Linked DNA regions of Homo sapiens: region 2 is linked to region 1. The links are chromatin loops, found by intact Hi-C in ENCODE. Cell type or tissue: sigmoid colon. All regions are shown on one strand. Each heading gives the region's core, and the rest is flanking DNA. Links, peaks and the distances in the headings are about the cores only.

The links. A loop is a pair of places that touch in the nucleus more often than their neighbours do. Peaks named below come from ENCODE experiments on the same cell type or tissue, not always from the same donor. Only the 100,000 strongest peaks of a DNase experiment are listed, where the experiment ranks them.
Region 2: a loop joins it to region 1, with 3 times the contacts of the local background. A loop is called at or near these places in 5 of 110 quality-filtered maps.

Annotation. Positions count from the first base shown.
Region 1 is chr4:175,942,462-175,953,318 of GRCh38, reverse strand. It overlaps LOC107984113 (a long non-coding RNA gene), which reads left to right. Exons shown (of 4, transcript XR_001741924.3): 3 at 5,621-5,674. It also overlaps a transcript of GPM6A not described here. Among named protein-coding and RNA genes, the nearest start is that of WDR17, 120 kb to the left of the region's middle. In sigmoid colon, for the core only: CTCF peaks have their summits at 5,817 and 6,019 (motif pointing left); no DNase peak of the experiment used is centred there.
Region 2 is chr4:175,995,932-176,006,788 of GRCh38, reverse strand. It overlaps a transcript of GPM6A not described here. Among named protein-coding and RNA genes, the nearest start is that of WDR17, 64 kb to the left of the region's middle. In sigmoid colon, for the core only: no CTCF peak of the experiment used is centred there; DNase peaks (open chromatin) are centred at 4,388, 5,258 and 5,508; H3K4me3 peaks cover 2,990 bases.

The DNA.
Region 1 (10,857 bases), core at 3,539-8,538:
ACTACTTCTCTGTGGAAAATTGTCATGATACAGCCGAGGTTCCAACACAGTGTATTTATAGGTTTTTCAGCTTCAAAAACTATCAAATTCTTGGAACAGTTTGATATAGAATAAAATTTCCCTGCCCTTTGATTTCTTTATTTGTTTTATAAAATTTAGGATTTTAGATATGTAGAATGCATGCATGCTCTATTCTTGAATCAAAGTAGAACATTCCCATTATTTAACTTTTAAGGCAAGGGGATTTCTGTTTTTCTTTTCTTTTTCTCTCCTTTTTTTTTTTTTTTTAAAAACAGGGTCTTGTTCTGTCGCCCACACTGGAGAGCAGTAGTGTGATCTTGGCTCACTGCAGCCTCTACCCACTGGGGTCAAGCAATCCCAAGTAGTCAGGACCACAGTCATGCGCCACCATGCCTAGCAAATTTTTATATTTTTAGTGGAAATGGGGTTTTGCCATGTTGCTCAGGCTGGTCTTGAACTGTGGGGCTCAAGGGATCCTCCCATCTCAGCCTCCCAAAGTGCTGAGATTACAGGCCCAAGTTCCCATGCCCCCACCGGATTTCTGCTTTCTTTGGGCATTGTAATACACCAGGACTGGACTCATTGGTGGACAGGATGGCTCATTATCTATTTTATTATATGATTTTGTGGGCTCTGGGACAAAATGTATTACAAAAATTTTCAGGAAAGATGTACACAAAAATATCTCTGGAATGAGTGAATGGATTAATGCTTTCTAATATTCCTAGTTACATGTTGCTTAAATGGAAGAATTTAAAATTTTTTCTTACAACAATCCTTACCCTAAGAAGGTGGAGGTACTGTAGCCTCCGCTCCTTGTTACAATGGGCAACTGGGAAAATAACTGAATAATATGTTAATTCCATTGCTTTGGGGACATCCATTCTGAGATCACTACCTTAAGCTACAATCCATCATGGGAATCCATTATGCAGCTTAGAACTCCACTAGACTCCTTGGACATCTAGCTTTGAAGTGTACATAGAAACGAACTTCTCCTAGCTTCTTAAGGAATATAGTATCTTAACTTGAATATTTCAAACATAAAAGAATGTTCTCAAAAGTCAAAGACTCTCAAGAGTCAAACAGATTTTTGACTCTTGAAAAGGAAAGTTTAGTTACTTGTCTCTGAGGTATTTGTTTTAGTTACTTGTCTCTGAGATATTTGGTCACCTGGGCCTTGTAATATCACTGTATTAGTCATGGTTCTGCAGAGAAAGAGAATCAGCAGAATGTGTGTCTGTGTGGAAGGAGATTTATCATAAGGAATTGACTCACATGATTATGGAGGCTGGTGAGTCCAAAGTCTGCAGCATGGCTGCCAGCAGGCTGCAAGCCCAGGAGAGCCGATGGTGTAGGGAAAGTTGGAAGGTAGACTGCTGGAGAATTCCCTCTTGTTCAGAGAAGCTGGTCTTTTTTTTTCTATTCAGGCCTTCAAGTGATTGAATGGGGCCCACCTCATTATGCAGGGCAATCTGCTTATGAAAAGTTTACCAGTTTAAGTCTTATCTCATTCACAAACACGCTCCGCATTAACCAATACCATTAACTACCCAGGTAATATAAATGTGAAGAAGCCTTGACTTGTATAAAGCTATATAATTCTGGGATAAATCCAGATATTTTTTCAGAAAATTGTTGCAATTCATTCATATTTCTTATTAGCTATTACTTATTAACTGTGCGTATTCTAGTTGCTTTAAATGCCTAAAGCCTCATTGCTTCAACAGCCTTTCAAGGTAGATGGTATTCCCCTCATTTTTAGTTAAGGACACTGAAGCCTCAAGAGATTATTTCGCCGTCAGAGGTAATGAGGATGGAATCCAGAAATTTCGGACTTATAGGCCAGTGCTTGTCCAACTCTATCCTCTCTCTTTCCTTTTCTGTCTGTTCATGGCCTAATCATATGGACATCATGGGAATCAATATCTATTTTTACTGTTTTATCTCCATCTTCACTTCTATATCCACAGATTTAAAAAATCATAATGTATGGTTCTTCCACCCATTTTTCCTACTAAAAGTAGTATTTTCACATGAAATACTATTTATAAAGAAAAATGGCTTGTTACAGGGTCAGTTGGGCAGATAAGCATCTTGAGAAGGTGACGTTTTTCATTCCATGGGGAGTTCAGTAGGCAGGATGATAGATGAAGCTTTCCAATTATTTATCGACGTGTTGTATTTAAGAGTAGTAATTTCTAGGTTGCAGAGATGAAATTCCCTTTCCCAGTGGTCACTTGGAATGGGTGGCATTCAGTATAACAGAAGCCTGAAATAACCAAAAAGGCTTTCTAAATATTCATGGGAGAAAAAAAAAAGTCTTACAAATACTATATTTTAACATTTAGTATTATCTCTGCTCCTGTAAGTATTTTTAGTTTCAGAGCTCTACTTTCTTACTCAACTAAATATTTTTGATAATTCAGAAATTAACATTGTTGAAATTATGGCTGATAATTTCTGTAGGAATAATAGAATTCTTGCTATTAATCATTTAAGGTGACAAGAAATATCATGACATTTAGAACTATTGTGTGTCATTTAAAAATACTTTCATGAAAATAATACATTTCTCTAAATGTAAGTGAGGACTTTGTCCCCTCATTTCCCCTGCCAGCACACTCAGGCACAGCAAAAAATAGCACTGCCCAATCTGTTGACTGCAGCAGATTGTCCTAGGTTCTTTTGAGAGTAAAGTTAAATGTAAAAACTCCCCCAAAGCTACTTTTTTCCACTTTTGAAGCACGTTTCAATAACCAGACATCATCTTGCAATTCCTTTCCTGGAAAGTCATGGTTAAACCTGGAATATTTAAGTTTTGTTGAAAGTTGGAAATAATTCACAAGTATTATATTCTTATTTTCACATTTCAAAATTATATCCAGTTGTATAGAACATATTATGTGCTTGGAATGTCTTGTCTTAGGAATCAATGGCACTTTTGTAATTATTTTAATTAATAAAGCCATTAAAATAATGTAAAAAAATTGAATAAAAATAAACATCTATTATGTCTCATTGAGACTCTGTTAGACCCATAGCTAATAAAGTTTTATTTATTCTTTTCTAATGATGTAACTACACATCTGCATTTGGATGGGCCATAGAGTTCTTAAAATATCACAATACAGTAGAAAGAAATATATTAACTTTGTCAAAGTGTATATAATTTTGTTTCCCTTTATATTCATTGCAAAATGAATTGCTTTCTTAATGGAGAACTTTGTGTGCTTTTAGGATTTTTTGAGGGTGTCCTTACTTTATTTTCTTTACAAAAATGTTTGTGATCCATTGGTGTTTATACATTGTCTGATTACTAAGAACTTTATCTTTCTTCACTCATGAACTTGTAAAATTTATTGAAAATATGTGGTGAGAACTCATAAGGCTACAGTGTTTATTTTCTATTTGGTTTCATGAATTGTCATCCAAACAACTTAGCGCAGATATCAGACAATTTTTAAACAAGCTGTTGACAATACCATCTATTCAAGGAATGTACTAAATGTGAAGAATGAACAAGACTGTAAAGCCTGTCGGTTCAGCTTTATCTTTTTCATGAGTTTAAAATCAAACTTCTGAGGACTCTGAAAGTATCAGCCAAAGACAACCTCATTTATTTACTGATTTGAAGGAATCTTTACTAAAGTTAGCTCTTGATAAGAAGATGCAAGGAGTATTAGCTATGGTTCAGCTTAACAGCCCTTGATTATTTAGTTTCTTAGATAAAAAATCAAACAAACTCATATTTGTTTTACATAAAATATATGCCAAACACAGTTAATGATGATTTTAAGATGTAATGTAAAATTTATATTACTTTGACTTTTGGTCAGGTGTTGTGGTTAAGGTCTGTAATCCTAGCACTTCGGGAGGCTGAGGCAGGAGGATCACTTGCAGTTAAGAGTTCAAAGCCAGGAGTTCAAGACTAGCCTGGGCAACACAGCCATGAGACCCTGTCTCTACCACCACCACCAAAAACAACAACAAAAATAAACAAACTTGACTTTTAGTGAAAAAACTTTCCCAATTGTTAAAAAAGGATATACATATTTTCATTGCAAACAAATGAGAAATTACATAAAAACATAAAAAGAACATTAAAATTACTTCTTATCACACTACCCATGGATAACTCCTTTTGATATTTCTGAGTATTTCTTTTAAAAATATTTTGTGAATGTTTAAGTTAGCTACTCATTTTAGGAGCTTTTTTTGATTTCTTAGTTGCATGGAAGGGAATTCAACTGTGGGAAAAGAGATATCCAAATCTACCTCATCCCTCCACCACATCCCCCCAACACACACACACACACACACACACACACACACACACTTACCACCAAATGCAGTCTTGTTGGTAGAATAAGAAAAGTATCTCATCTTTATCAGGAAATTATTGCTTGTTTTCAAGGATCTATGGCATTTTAATGATTGTTCTTTGCTCAATCTAGTAACAATTGATAGTAAGTTAGTATTAACATTGTTATTTTACTGCGTAGGGGCATGAGTCCATAGCATAACTTTGTGGCCAGTGTTTCAGGATTCCTGCAGAAGGAAAAGACAGAATCACAATTATAATTCTTCTCACTTCCAGTTAGCATTTTCTGATTTCTTATGTGGTTGTATTAACCCATATGATATATTTGTGTTTTTGAGTTACGATAATGAATTATATAAAGTTTGATGGATTGATCATAATTTTAGAGTTCAAATATTCAAAAGTCAAACAATGTAAAGGAGGTAGAATCAGATGTGGCATCTTAGTTTGGACTGCTGTAACACAATACAATAGACTGTGGGGCTTAATCAACAAACCTTTATTTCTCAGAGTTCTGGATGCTGGGGGTCCAAAACCAGGGTGTGAGCATGGTCAGGTTCTCAGCGAGGGCCCTCCTCCCGGCCCACAGATGGCCATCTTCTCATTGTATTCTTCTATGAAGGAAAGAAAAATCATTTCTCTCATGTCTTTTCTTATGGAAACTAATTCTATTTATGAGAGCTCCACCCTCATGACCTAATTACCTCCCAAAGGTCTCACCTCTTAATACCATCACTTTGAGGGTTAGGATTTCAACATGTGAACTTTCAGGGGGACACATCCTGTCTATAACATGAGGGTATCATAATATTGGAGCAAAAAATCACAAAAACATGTCCTCTCTGTAGCACTTATTAAGCTGCAAGTATTATCTTCAGGTGTCCTCTGCATTTACTAACTCTGAAATGGGATGTGTTTGGAAAACACATTGCTATTGCTATTGCTATTGCTATTGCTAGGTGCTATGTTGGCATATAGTGTTGCATAGAAAAAAAGTAGGGCTTTGTTCCTTCATTCATCTTTTTATTCATATATGAATGCATGCATACATTCACTAATTATCAAGTGCCTACTGTGTTCTAGGTATTTTACTAAAAAATCTAGAATATGATGAGGAAATTGAGAACACAATATTTTCATATTTTCTTTGAAAAAAGTAGTGAGGAGACAACATAGTGTACTTGAAAAATATACTCAGCCCTCAGTAGTAATATTGATTGTGCAATTAAAATGTCGGGTGTCTTTGGTTAAATTATTTGTGTTTTTTTATTTTAGCTGAGTGATCATAGTTCCTGCTCTATTAGCCATTCATCTGGAGAAACAAATGAGGTAATGAATGCAAGAACATTTGCAGAATACGTATTACAACACAAATGCTCATTATTATCAGGAATAACTTGAAAATGCATGTGGGATTTATGATGTGCTTTTATAATATTTTATCTTGAAGACATCATTATTTTTGAGTTCTTCAGACTTAAGAAATATTATTCTTAAGAATATTACACTTAATAAATATTATTCTTAAGAATGTTAGACTTAAATATTATTCTTAAGAATATTAGACTTAAGAAATATTATACTTAATATTGTACTTAAGAAATATTATTAAGATAGTGTCTTTAAATGACTTTCTTCAGTCGAAGTTTTCCCTCTAGTGGTTGCTGTGGAAATCACAGGAAGATTTTCTAATGCTAAATGTTCAAATGGAAAATAAACACATAAGAATTGAAAAACGAATAGCCAGAATTATTGAGGAAATTCGAGCTAGTGTTTTTTTTTTTTTAAAGACTCTGTAGTTAGATTTTAAAATTATATAACAGCACTCAGTTTCTGAAAATTAGAAAGAAAATTATTTGGTCCTTTTATGGCATCAAATGGATTTTAATGAAGATGATGATTAATATATCTAGGCTTGAAGAAAGCAATAAGAAAGCCACACACACTTCATTTCATCCTATAAATGAAGCATTTTCAAATGCAGGCTCTTAAATGATTTTGCTTTCTTTTTTGATCTGGCTTCCAGTACAGCAGTAATCTCCAGTTTTGGCTTCCTCTCAGGAAGTTGAGCAGAAGTTGTGCGTGAATAAGCATATTTTGGTTTTTCTTAAAGGCACCTTTCTTATAAATCACTCCCCAAATCAGAAACACTGAAATGTGATGGTAGGATAAAGGCATTTTAAAAATCCAAGCCCCAGAATGCTCTACCAGGCCCCAATTGTCTGTCCTCTGCCCACCTCTGTAGCCTGGCATCGTCCTGCCCTGCCCTTGCCCACAGTGCTTGGGCTGCTGCCATCTTTATCCCTCGGACACTCCACAGCTGTGCTTGCGGTTCCCTGTTCTTGACATGCTCTGCCTCACATCGCTGGCTTCTATGGACCACCTGCCTCAAAAACGTCTTCCCTGACCCACCTAGAAAAGTAGGCTTTGACAGTTCATCTTCATCACATCACCCATTTATTCACTCCAGAACTCTTACCATCATCTAAATAGTGTAATTTATTTTCTACTAGTTTTTGTCTGTCTCCCTTAGAAGAATGGAAGCTACATGACACAGAGATTTATGCATCTTTTCATGATTGTGACCCAGACCCTAGAACAGTGCTTCACACAAGGCAGGTGCTTGATATTGGTTGGCACAATGAATAAATGAATGGAAGATGATAGGAACATTAACTAATCAGTGTTATTTGTTTAAAAATTTTCCTGAAACACTCAGTTGTTTTTGGTGCCTTGTCTTAGTTGATACTCAATTTGTAATCTTTGAAATAATTTAACTTCCTCATTAACTTTACATTCGAATGAAGTTTAATTTTTTTAATTTTTATAAATTTATAGATTTTTTATAGATTTAGGGGGTACAAGTACTGTTTTGTTACGTGGATATACTGCATAGTGGTGAAGTCTGGGCTTCTAATGTAACTAGCATCCAAATAGCGTACATTACACATTTAGTCTTCTAAGTCTCCAGTGTCTATTATTTCACTCTCTATGTCCATTACTTATATGTGGGAACTAAGTAATATGCACCCGTATTACTTAGTTATAAGTAATATGCACCCGTATTACTTAGTTGTACGTAATATGCACCCGTATTACTGAGTTGTACGTAATATGCACCCGTATTACTGAGTTGTACGTAATATGCACCCGTATTACTGAGTTGTACGTAATATGCACCCGTATTACTGAGTTGTATGTAATATGCACCCGTATTACTGAGTTGTAAGTAATATGCACCCGTATTACTTAATTATAAGTAATATAACTTACAAGTAATATAAGTTATATTACTTATAACATATATTATAACTTATATTACTTATAAGTTATATTACTTGCAACTTATATAACATGTTTCTTATAAGTTATATTACAACTAAGTAATATGGGTGCGTATTACTTACAACTAAGTAATATGGGTGCGTATTACTTACAACTAAGTAATATGGGTGTGTATTACTTACAACTAAGTAATATGGGTGTGTATTATTTACAACTGAGTAATATGGGTGCGTATTACTTAGTTCCCACTTATAAGTGATACCAGGTGGTATTTATTTCTGTTTCAGATGGGGTTTTAAAAAGTTTTACAATTCTTTATAGAGAAACTCTACTATGGAAACACTAAATTAAATATTTGTTTGTACTAAACAAGAACATGATGCTTGTTCATCTCCTTTAATAAATTCAATTAGATTACACAGCTTATCTAGTGATACGTGCAGTTTCTTATATCTGTACAGTAAGAAGTTATTCCAGAAATTAAGATTGTTTTTCTGAAATTTATATTGTTTCATTCTGCTTTGTTTTCCGTAGTGAGATAATTGCTGTTCACACTCACGTACTTGGCTTCGTCACAGAGTCTTTTCTAGCCTCAATGAATAATTTTTTTTAAAAAACACCCTTTTCTCAAAAGGCTTACTTTTTAAACCTTTAATCAGTTTTGACTGATCTTCTCCTTTGAAACTGCTCTAATTATTTCTCATACCACTTGATGGTTTGGGGACCGAAAAAACAAAAAACAAAAAACAAAAAAATGTACATGAAGACTAATGATTCGAGGTCTCTGAAACTGAGACGTCTGTATTTATGTCTGTTGAAGACTGCAGTCGGTAAAGCCTACAAAACGCATTATTAGGAATAGTGTTGCGCTGGTTTCCTTTGTATTCATGTCTGTTGCCTGCTAATCTGAATTTGTCGTCCATGCCACTAAGAGTCAAGCAGTTTTGCTGAAAATTTGTGGCCAAAAGGCAAAAGCCAGAAACTGTAGATTTCTTACTTGAGTGTTCTGCTCCGTCATTTTCTTCATACAGCCCTATGAAAATGAGGGAGATGTGCAGAGATTGTAATGGTATTCCCCTGATAATACTGTTAAGAGCTGTATGCTCTCCATATGTGGTAATAATCTGTGTCTGTTCTGTCTTGTACGTGTGTGTATATGTTCAAGGAATAATGTATTTTAATCTATGTAAATGAATGATAAGAATTGGAATAAAAATCAGTATGCATTTTATAGATAGTTCTGTTTATTACAAACACTTAAAAAGAAAGATGAAATGCAGCTTATCCCTGACTTACTCGGGCTGTTTCCTTTTGCACTCATGCTTTCCTGCTCTCGTTACCATAGTTACTGGTTTAATCATGATGCACAGAACAATTTCTAATTACAGTATATGCCAGCACAAAAATTAATTCTTTGCATATCTTAGGCCACAAACAGCTTGTAGCTTGTTTTTTGGCACTTTATTACCACATATAATGAAAAAGACATTGGTACATAATTTTAAATCTATTATTGTCTGCTACTTGTTATCGAAATGAAAATAAGCTTCTAGAAATGGTTAAATTTCTGAACATTGCTCTCAAGACTAAACCAGGAAGAAGTCAAATCCATGAATAGACCAATAACAAGTTCTGAAATTGAGGCAGTAATTAATAGCCTGCCAACCAAAAAAAGCCCAGGACCAGACAGATTCATATCCGAATTCTACCAGAGGTACAAAGAGGAGCTGGTACCATTCTTTCTAAAACTGTTCCAAACAATAGAAAAAGAGGGACTCCTCTCTAACTCATTTTATGAGGCCGGCATCATCCTCGTACCAAAACCTGGCAGAGACACAACAAACAAAGAAAATCTCAGGCCAATATCCCTGATGAACATCGATGCGAAAACCCTCAATAAAATACTGGCAAACCGAATCCAGCAGCACATCAAAAAGCTTATCCACCACAATCACATTGGCTTCATCCCTGGGATGTAAGGCTGGTTAAACATATGCAAATCAATACACATCATCCATCACATAAACAGAACCAATGACAAAAACCACATGATTATCTCAATGGATGCAGAAAAGGCCTTCGATAAAATTCAACATCTCTTCATGCTAAAATCTTTGAATAAACTAGATACTGATGGAATGTATCTCAAAATAATAAGAGCTACTTATGAGAAACTCACAGCCAATATCATTCTGAATGGGCAAAAGCTGGAAGCATTCCCTTTGAAAACCGGCACAAGACAGGCATATCCTCTCACACCACTCCTATTCAAGAATAGTATTGGAAGTTCTGGCCAGGGCAATCAGGTAAGAGAAAGAAATAAAAGGTATTCAAATAGGAATAGAGGAAGTCAAATTGTCTCTTTGCAGATGACATGATTGCATATTTAGAAAACCCCATTGTCTCAGCCCAAATCTCCTTAAGCTGATAAGCAACTTCAGCAAAGTCTCAGGATACAAAATCAATGTACAAAAATCACAAGCATTCATATACACCAATGACAGACAAACAGAGAGCCAAATCATGAGTGAGCTCCCATTCACAATTGCTACAAAGAGAATACAATACCTAGGAATACAGCTTACAAGGGATGTGAAGAAGCTCTTTAAGGAGAACTACAAACCACTTCTCAAGGAAATAAGAGAGGACACAAACAAATGGAAAAACACTCCATGTTAATGGATAGGAAGAATCTATATAGTGAAAATGGCCAAACTGCCCAAAGTAATTTATAGATTCAATGCTATCTCCATCAAGATACCATTAACTTTCTTCACAGAATTAGAAAAAAAAACTACTTTAAATTTCATATAGTACAAAAAAAGAACCTGTACAGCCAAGACAATCCTAAGCAAAAAGATCAAAGCTGGAGGCATCACGCTACCTGACTTCAAACTATACTACAAGGCTACAGTAACCAAAATAGCATGGTACTGGTACCAAAACAGATATATAGACCAACGGAACAGAACAGAGCCCTCAGAAATAACGCCACACTTCTACAACCATCTGATCTTTGAAAAACCTGACAAAAAACAAGCAATGGGGAGTGGATTCCCTATTTAATAAATGGTGTTGGGAAAACTGGCTAGCCATACGCAGAAAACTGAAACTGGACCCCTTCCTTACACCTTATACAAAAATTAACTGAAGATGGATTAAAGACTTAAACATAAGACCTAAAACCTCAAGAACTCTAGAAGAAAACCTAGGCAATACCATTCAGG
Region 2 (10,857 bases), core at 3,231-8,230, 54 kb before region 1:
AAAAACATGCTTTTTTTTTTAAAGCTCTGCAAACTAAAACTAGATAACATGATATAAACTTTCAGGGAAATCACTAGAGAAACTTACATACAAACAGTCTTCATGCCTATTGATGTCTGGACTCTGCCGAACGTTCATTTGAATACCTGATTCGAACTACAATCCAGAAAAATCTGTCAGATTGCCATCTAAAGATGCTTCAGAGATGCTAGAAAAATTAGTTTATAGACTACTCCAGACATTAATCTTTGTTTTTTTTATGTTTCTACAGAAATGCCTCTTACTAAAGATCTGTTTGTCTGCACTGTATATGGAGGTCAAGCCCATCTGCCATGCCGCCTCCTGGAATGGGACCCTGCTGTTTAACTCAACTGAACTTTTCTCAGGACTAAGAGGCTGATTCGAGAAGATATGAGATAACATATTTAAATTTGTTCTTTTCTGCTTATCCTAACTTGTTTTTCTCCTCCTTTGCCTGCCTCCTAAATAGCAACCTTTAACTCACATCTTTCCAAAGTTATCAACCTTGCCTTTAATAAGTGAAACTTTCTTAAAGAAAAACTTCCAAAGGGGAACAGAAGGAAACTAAAATATTTCCTCTCCAAATATATTTTCTTGACATATTTCAAGAAAACTATTCAGAAAAGCTGGAAATTCAAGAATAGCTGAAAAGCTGCCTTTTGTGGGGGGAGATTCGCATCAGTAGAGAAAACCTGCATTGATGCAGCCAGGCCCTCTCTGAGACCTTCCTTTGTCTGGATATAGGAAAGATTAACTGAGAGTCTGACACCTTTAAAAGTCTGAAAGAAACATTCACCTTGTGTTCTTGGTGTGGGCTGAGCCCTGCAAGGTTTCATCTGCATAGAAAGACCAGCTTTGCAAGCCCGGGCTCCTCTTCTCCCCCTCCCATAAGCTGTCTTGCCACCGTATCCTATTTTGCCATGATAAAAGCCCCAATTCTTTCTGTAACCTCAAGATGGAATATATAAGATTTGCTACCCCACTGGGGGTTGAGGTAATCACTCTATGGTTCTCTGTGCTCATTAATAAATTTGTATGCCATTTCTCCTATTTATCCATCTTTGCTCAGTTGATTTTCAGTGAACTTTCAGAGAGTAAAGGGGAAGTCTTCCCTTGGCTTCAACAAGGTTATGTCATGAAAAATTTCTAGCCAGGCACGGTGGCTTATGCCAGCACTTTGGGAGGCAGAGGTGGGTGGATCACCAGAGGTCAGGAGTTTGAGACCAGCCTTGCTAACATGGTGAAACCCCGTCTCTACTAAAAAATGCCTGTAATCCCAGCTACTCAGGAGGCTGAGGCAGGAGAATCGCTTGAACCTGGGAGGCAGAGGTTGCAGTCAGCCAAGATCATGCCATTGCACTCCAGCCAGGGCAACAAAAGCGAGACTCCATCTCAAAAAAAAAAAAAAGAAAAGAAAAGAAAAATTTATATTCATCTCAGAATTTTACAAGTTTAGCTAAAGCCTTAATTTTGAGTCCCATGGTTGGTAAGTATCTCCGTTTTTAAAAAGAAGTGTTAGTTATATTTCCACAGGACTTGCTAAAAGGTGGTCTAGGCAATGAAACTGAAGATGCGGGATGAATGGGAAGAATATTTTGGAAACAGAACCTTAGGACTTGATGGACAATTAGGTGACAGGAATGAGAAAGCAGAAATACCGGATAATTAGAGTAAAAAAATAATGTACTAAGTAAGATAATGAATTAATTTATATGTTTATTGAATCCCATATAAAATTATGTAACTTGTTAGATTTCAGGGGAGATAATGGCCTCTCTATACCTGAGATCTAGGATACTGACACCATTTACATCATCACTGTAAGATAAATGAATTCAACATCAACATTTTGATCTATTCACTTATAATAAGGCAAAGGAAAGAAAACATCATGATTTTGATTATTAAAAGCCAGTATATGATGATTTGTATCTTTAGTGTATTCTAAATTTCATATATTTTACTGGGAATGTTAAAAATATTTATGAATTAGGCCAGGCATGGTGGCTCACGCCTGTAATCCCAGCACTTTGGGAGGCCGAGGTGGGTGGGTCATGAGGTCAGGAGATCGAGACCATCCTGGCTAACACAGTGAAACCCCATCTCTACTAAAAATACAAAAAAAAAAAAAATTAGCCGGGCGTGGTGGTGGGCACCTGTAGTCCCAGCTACTCGGGAGGCTGAGGCAGGAGAATGGCATGAACCCGGGAGGTGGAGCTTGCAGTGAGCCGAGATGGCGCCATTGCACTCTAGCCTGGGTGACTGAGCCAGACTCTGTCTCAAAAAAAAAAAAAAAAAATTATGAATTATATTTATTGTTGGAAGATATCACCATCTTTCTCAAGCATGTGGCAAACCAGTTGGATACTGAGAAACAATGTGGTTAACTGACTAAGATCATGAACTCTGGAGTATTTTGTCCTGGGTATGAATTTTGCATTCCCATTTATTATGAGAATTTGGGCAAGTGTTTAATCTCTTTGTGGATTAATTCCCTCATCTGTAAAGTGGGGATAACAGTATTTTCCTTTTTTAGTGAGAATTATATTAGCTAATATGAAGCCCTTAGTACAATGCCTGACACTTAGCACACTGTACTCAGTTTATGTTATAATTATTATTTTGTATTTCAGGATTATCATAGAATCCGATGGGAAAAAAACAAAAAACAGTTCTAATTTTTAGAATTCAAATATTATTTTGAATAAGTCTTCAGGAGATAGATTGTAAGTTGCTTGTGGTGATCCTAAAACTGAGCTTATGAATCAATCTCCAAAATCTATCACTTATCTTTTTTTTTTTTTTTGAGACACGGTCTCACTCTGTTGTCCAGGCTGAAGTGCAGTGGTGCAGTCTTGGCTCACTGCAGCCTTAACCTCCCAGGATAAAGTGATCCTTCCACCTCAGCCTCCCAAGTAGCTGGGACTACAGGCGTGCACCACCACACCAAGCTAATTTTTTGTTTATTTTTTTGGAGAGACGAGGTCTCACTATGTTGCCCAGGCTGATCTCAAACTCCTGAGCTTCAGGGATATACCTGCCTCAGGCTCTGTAAGTGCCAGAAGTACAAGTGTGAGCCAGCAACTTATATTTATTGAACAAATGTATTAGTGTTATGCTTTGCTACAGTCACAGTTCATGTTAGTCAATTTCTAGAAGGGTGATGCATTTCTGAATGATATGTTGAACACTTTTAATTTTTGTTGACTACTTCCTTTCCCCTCCCATAAGAATAACTGTATTCCCATGTAACTGAAGTGCATTTACACACCCCTGCCAGGAGTATACCTCTTCCATTACGTGAGAAAGAGCTGTGCAGATGTTTATGTGGCATTTGAATGATATGCTCTGCATTTATCCATGCATTCTGCTAAAAATATTGTTATTTATTTTTCATATCACCTTTTCCCCATTAGATAGCAATGTTCCTCAAGGTAAGTAATCATATCCATTTTATTTTATTCTTCCACTTGCTCACAGCATAGATATGTATACTTTTGGGTGTGCTTTGCATGAAAAAGCTGTGTACACCTTGGGGACTGACTTACTGAAATAACTTCTCCAGTATGACTCTTGAAAGAACTAGGTCAATAACCCATAGAGTTATATAATTTTTTTTTTTTTTTTAGCTTGAGGAGACCTTAGAGATCACTTTTTCCAGATCCTTCATTTTACAAATTAGGAAATGAGCCAGGATTACAACTCATCCTCTCAACTGTCAAGCCCTGTGCTCTTTCAGCCTCATCAACTGCCTCTTGGATTGAATTGTTTATTTTCCAGGTGATTTCTGCATATTATGATGTGTGTGTGTGTGTATGTCAGGGTGTGTGCATGTGTGTTTGAGTGTATGGTTTTTAGAACTTTATAACCTTGTCCAATTACAGAAACATATTTTATGTAGAAGAAAGAGGAGATGACAAAGGATAAATTAAAGGGAGAATTTTCTCTTCCTCTTGTCTTTATTAATGTTATTATCATTAAGAAACAAAATGGTACACAGAAGACAAGGGAACATAAAATTATCATATGAAACCTGTCTTTTGGAATAATCTATTTCCAGACTCCACTTAGAGATCATTATCTTGGCTACCGAGTCGGTTGTGGGGTGCTGAGACAACGTGTGTGTCTGTAATGTGCATTCAATGTATTTAGGAGAGAGACTTTGCACGTGTCTCTAATGAAAGTGAAAGGGGGCAGGGTGGGGGCCTCTGGGGAGGAGACCCACAGTGAAGGGGAGGAAAACGGGCTTCTCGCAGAGGAGGCAGGTGGAAAGAGGGAGGGGTCTGTGCGCCCGCAGAGTCGCCAGGCGCCCTGCGAGTTGTCTCCGCTGGGAGGGGCGAGGCTGTCACTTGCCAGGGCGCGAGGAGCCTCAGCGCGGCTTGGAGAACTTGGCCCCGCGCAGCGTCTGGTCACTCGCTCTCCTCTGGGGACTGCAGAGAAGCAGGACCTCGGGCCATGGGTGAGTGCGCGGGCGGGCGCGTACACCTCGCCCAAAGGCTCGGCCTCGGGAATGGGCATTATAGAAAGAAAATGAATGTTCCTCGGCCTCAGACTGCGTCCTTCCCAGCTCTGTTCCCCCCGCGCCTGGCGTCCCCCGCCCCCCGCCCTCTTGTCTCCGGACTTTTTTTTCTGGGAGAGAGGCGATGGCGATGGGGTGGCACCTGGAGGCGAGGGAGGGTGCCCGACTGTTTACAGTGGGTCGGGAGGGTGGGGGGCTGCGCTTGGGCGCTGATCCTCTGCGCCGGCCCCAGGACCCAAGCCTGGGGGTCCGGTCTACCGTGCTGGGGGCGGTATTTGGGAAATAAAGAAAGACTAAGAGACCCAGGATCCGAATAGCGAGGCGATTACAGGGAGATCTCTGTCCTCCCGAGTTCCCACGTTTTCATGTTCTCTTTGGGGAGCAAGTTGAAACGGGGCACGAGAAATGGAAACTTCCTAAAACTTCCACTTTGTACAGGTTTGAGCAGAGGAAGGTGCTGGTGCAGGGCCAGACTGGGGACAATTTCTAGTCCCTTTCCAAACGAAGTGCCCATTTGCACAAAAGGTTTGAGGTTGAGGCTGAAGGCTGATTCTTCCTAAATTCCACCTGGGTAAACAGCGTGATTAAAAGGGCGTCCACACTGGCTCGGGTCACTGGACGGTGGAGTTCGGCGCAGTTCAGCTTCGCTCAAGTTTCCAGGCAGGGTCCGCTTATTCGGTGCTTAGCGGAGGCAGCTTGGAATAGCTCCAGGAATGTGACTGCGTGTGGCGGAGGGGAGGAAGAACTGGGTGTGAAATAGCCGATTCACACCCAGCACTAGGACGCAGGGTCCCACGAGTCACCTCGAAGAGCGAGGGAGAAGCTGGGGAGGAGAAAGCACTCGCCATCCCTGGACTGGCGTATCCACAGGCGCAGGGGAGATGCTGCTCTTCCGCGGTTGCCGACTGCGTTCAGCCCGCAGCCCGAGTTACTCTTCCAACCCCAGCCCGCTCACTTCTTCCAGCCAAGTCCACTGGGCGCCCCTCCCCCTTGCTTCTCCCTTGTCCTTTGTTGTGAGGGATTTCTCCAAGAGTAAAGGAGGCCTTGGGGACTGACGTGCTCGGGTTGAAATTCCTGTATTCCCACAGGCTCAAGGGTTAGGGGATGCTTTGACTACTAATTTCTGGAGTTTATAGACAGTAGCCAACTTGGAAGAAAGGAAAAAAGAGAAAGCTGAGGACATTTTTGCCTATGAATGTTAGCTGTGATCAAGACTTTCATAGTCTCTTCTTGCTTGACCCCTGGAAGTGTCTTAGAAGGACCCATTTTTAGGGCCTTTGTATAAACAGTGTTGGAAATGGTCTTAAGAAGGACTGTCTTTAAATGTTTTCTGAAAAGGAAGGAGTATTTTCAGGTTAAAAAAGAAAGATAAAACATTTTCCCAAGTGTGGCAGAGAGTATTTCAGGCTCTTTTTTTTATTTGGTTGTTAAGTGTTGTGTTCCATTGGAAAGACAGGTCCGGAATATTTTAAATTTTTCTCCTAAACCCAACACTTGCTGTTCTACTTGACCACTTGAGCCTATAAACTCTTGTTTCTATGCTCACACAGGAGAAAAGCTGTCAGAAATGGAAAGTCAAAATAATTGACTTGATGTAGTCTATTCATTAGCTGTATTAAAAGCATTAAAATGCCATTTGGATCCAACATAATAAAATGTCTAGAAAGAATTACATAATTTACCCTTGTAACCTCAAGCTCGAGAGGACTGGCTATCAAAGGTAAGGTATTCATAATTTCAAACTTAATTATTTTTAATTTCCATTTCCTTACTATAGTGAAAACAATTTGTCCTGGATTTTGCTTCAATGCCCATGGATAATTAACAATCATCCCTAATTATAGGAAGATTTTGTTGTGGGGGATGGTGTGGAGTTAACAGCTGAGTTGTCAGGATCCAAAGCTTGGTCTGTAACTCTTAGAAGTTCTCTTTCCTGTCTGTAATCTGACAGATACCTAAAATTTGTTTGTTCCTTCTACTGCCAGAAGTGGATAACATTTTTCCTGTTGTAATTGAGGTCACCAAAAACTTACGTAGTCAGGGGCCTAGTAGGACAGATTAAAAATATTCCTGAACTCTCTTTAGATGGAAGTAGAGGAAGCAAGTGAGGAAGCCAGAGGTGAGCGAAATAGAGAAAAGAGCAGGCCTGTAGCAGGGGAGAGTGACAGCATGAAGCCAGAACTCAGGACAGAGATTCAAGTATGCAGTCCAGAGACTAGGAAGAGCCAATAAGAGGGGCAAAGTGGGGAAAGCAGGAAGGAAGTGCATAGGGGAAATAGAAAACATTTGGCCACTTAAGGCCATATCTCTCCTCTTTCTTTTAATTTACTTATGAAAAATAAAACTTCACTACTCAGAACCTCTTCTATTTAGTGGTAGTAGGGATGGTAGGGAGTTTAGCATTAGAGTCCAAATGGCTAGGATAAGAGGGAAAAACAGCGTAGGAGAATGCTGGATTGCGCCAACAAATGGAATCCAGTTTTTTTGTTTTGTTTTGTTTTTGTTTTTTTCCTGGTATCATGAAAACCAAAATTTATCACTTAAAGAAAGGAAGATAGTGTTCTGGGGATGAATGTAGCAATCAATTCTCATTTGTCTTAGAAGAAGAAATCTGAACTCTAGCACTGTGGAAGAATGAGAGTAATTGGTTAATCAAACATTCTGAATAATTTATAGTCCTTCATATCCATAATGCACAAGGCTGATTGTAAAAAAAAAAAAAAGTTATTTGCAAAGTAGGCAAATTGCAATTTTGGCATCTCTTCCTTTTATTGTTTGATTTCCTCATTGATGTCCTCGGCTTCTCTAGGTATGCAGCAGGGCTATCCCTCCACTGCAAAATTTCACTCTGCAGAAAGGATGCAACAAAATAGTTGATACTAAAAAAACTGCAGGGCTAACACATTGCTAAGAGTATTTACATTTTAACTTTAAGATGAACTTTAACCTGCGAATCTCTAATTGTGGAATTTCAGGCCCCATTGGAAAGATAGGTCAGGAATATTTTTACATTTTCTCCTGAACACAACACTTACTGTTCTACTTGACTACATGTATATCACTATGAGACTACATGTATATCACTATGAGACCATTGATTACTGTTTTGTTTAAAAATGATGTTGAATATGATTTAGTTTGACAGATATTATGAAAAGTTTAATGGGAGTGGTACTGAACCTGTCTTGGAGGAATGTGAAACATTTGGAAAGGAAGTGGTTCTAGGTAGAATAAGGAGCTCCTTCTCATGGCAGTAAGGAGGTGTGTTTGGGGAACAGTAAGACATGGAGCTGGATTGACAGGATGGGATTTGATTTTGGAGAGCTTTTAAAAGCAATGATAGGAGGTAGGGTGTCATGGAAGGTTTTTGAGCAGGGAAGACATAATGAGATTAGTGAAAATGTTGTTTAAAACAGAATTAGTTGGAGAAGACAGATCCAGTTGTCACAGTAATCCTGGGATAATATGATATATGCCTAAACCAGTTTGGGAATAATATTATATGATATATATGATATGATAATAATAGAATATGATACATGTCTAAGCCAGTGGAACCGGAGAGCAAAAGATTGATGAGAGATAGGTCAAGTGAAAAATCTATAAAATTAGGAAATGGAGCAATAAGAGAATGAATAGAAGATTTTGTCTAGAAATTTGAAATCTTGAAGACTGGGGAAGCAGTGGGTTCCTTGATAGAATATTTAAAGGATAAACCCAATGGTTTACTTTCTGCATGTTTTGGACAAGAAATTAATTTCATATTTGAAATGTTATTAAGAAGTGATAGCAAGGCCGGGTGCGGTGGCTCACGCCTGTAATCTCAGCACTTTGAGAGGCAGGACGAGCTGGGTGGATCAGTTGAAGCCAGGTGTTTGAGACCAACCTGAGCAACATAGTGAGACCGTCTCTACTAAAATTACAAACAGTAGCCGGGTGTGGTGGCACACGCCTGTAATCCCAGCTACTCGGGAAGCTGAAGCACGAGAATCGCTTGAACCCATGAGGCAGAGGTTGCAGTGAGCCGAGATCATGCCACTACACTCCAGCCTGGACAACAGAGAGAGACTCAGTCTCAAACAAAAAGGAAAAAAAAAAAGAGGTAATAGCAAGACATCTAAACACAAATATTTAGTATGTTAGGAACACATAATGAGAATTTAATCAGAACACAGGAACAAAAAGGAAAACAAAGATGAAAGGGTTACCAACCTTTAGTGAGAGGAAAACCCATGAAATGAATTATCTATTTGAAAGTGTGAGTATAAGGAGTACTGGTTGAGGGACAGGGAGGGAAAGGATAAATCCTGTTTGATTGAAGAAGGATGCCAACTGCATGATACGTACTAAATGCCCCAACATAAGAACAGTGAAATGTGACAACTTAAACATTCCACATTAGATTTAAGAGTATACACATTTTGACAAGAGAAAAATATCCAATGGAAATATTTTGCTCTTACTCAATTTGAGTAACAATGGAGTTGGTTAAGTATCTGTAAAATTGTTTGCAAATTTAGACAAAAAATAATGACACACAGTATTGTCTTGAGCTCATACCTTTTTTTTCAGGAAAACTATGACACCCTCGAGACAGTTATGAACAAGGTACAAGAGCCAAGGTTTGAAATAGGAGAAGCAGATGATAATCCCTTATGCCTTTGAATGGGTCCTATAAATCTCTGGGATCCTGTTTCCTCATTTGTTTGATGAGAAGGTTGGGCAAGGTTCTATAAATTTATGTAGCTCAGCTCTTGATCCAGTAACTATTAGAGAAAAAAAAAACATGTAAAGAAGATAAGATTAAGCTATTTCCATTAAGCAAATCAAGAACACTTTTATGATGCTAGAGTACTGGATAATACTTTTGATCATTTGGCTTCTAGTGTGTTATTTTCCTTAGAAAATCACAAAGTCTGATAAGAGTCCCAACCTCAGCGGAAGAAGATAAAAGTCATGTTCTAAGCATTTATTGCTGCATAAAATGATCTCCCAAACTAGTGGATTAAAACAACAATTTATTATTTTCATTCACGGTTCTGAGGGCTGACTGTCTGCTGAGCAATCCTCATTTGAAGTCTCCTGCCTTGGAAGCCTGATGACAGCAGGGGATTCAGCCATCTGAAGACAGGATTGGACTGGTCGTCCAAGAGAGCTCACATATATATAGCTGGCAGTTGATGCCAGCTGTTGACTACGAGTTTATCTCGGGCTGTCCTGAAGTGGCTTGGGTTTTCCACAAAATGGTGGCTAGGTTTCAAGAGGCAGCATCCCAAGAATGAATGTTCCAAAAAACCCAAGCAGAAGCTGCAAAGATTCTTATGATCTAGCATCAGAAATCCCAGGACATCGCTTTTCCTTGATGTGAGGAGCAGCCAGCTCATACGAGGAAAGGAGAAATTGAGGGTAGCCGACTAATTGATCTAATTCCTAAAAGAGCTGTCTTGTTAAGTGTGCTTCACATTGGGTTTACAACTGAAAACTCAGCACAAGTCCTGAGAAAAACATGATTAAAGACTAAATTTTTAATTAGAAACATGAAGAAATCTAAACAGTCACACTAAAATTTCACAGCAAAACATTTGAGTGTGGAAATTCATGCCTGGGTGGAAATGTGTTGGTAGAATACTGGGATAAGCTCCACTCAAAATAGTTTCAAATAAAATCAGCTAATCTTCCTTATTTTCCCTTGAGTCTGAAGTTTCTAAGGCTATTGTAGGGTACTGTTCATTTTATTTAGAGTGGAGTTGGTCATAAACTGGAATGTAGGTCAATTAGCATAAATCCTTTGCTCAATATCCTCTTGTCACAATCAACTAGATGCTTTGTAGTGAACTGTTTAGGAGCTTGCTTTATTTTTCAAGAATGTGTTAGCTTTACAAAGTACAAAATTTGAATTGGTATAGTGTCACTAGGGGTTTCACCATACTTTTCTTTTGAAGAGATGTATTTAACTAAGGTTCCACTTAACAAAACTCTTCATGTAAATCTCCTTTTATTATTAATACTTTTATCTGGCAAAGTTAGAGCTGTCTCTGTGATTACAAAAAATCGAGGCCTTTCTCCCAGACATTTGAAAAACAAAGAAAAATTAGGGTAAATGAGATGGGTTGAAACTCCAGGACAGAGTTAGTTTCAACCTAGAAATTTTAGAGGCCTTAAAAAATATTAGCTCATTATTGTGTTTCAGCTTATTTAAGTTGAGGTCATTCTATTTTCAACTGTTTGACAAGAGGTGAGGAGACAAGGGTAAATACTGCAAAGCTGTGTACTCAATGCTCACTATCCATGCTATAGCAAGCAAACAAAGCCACATC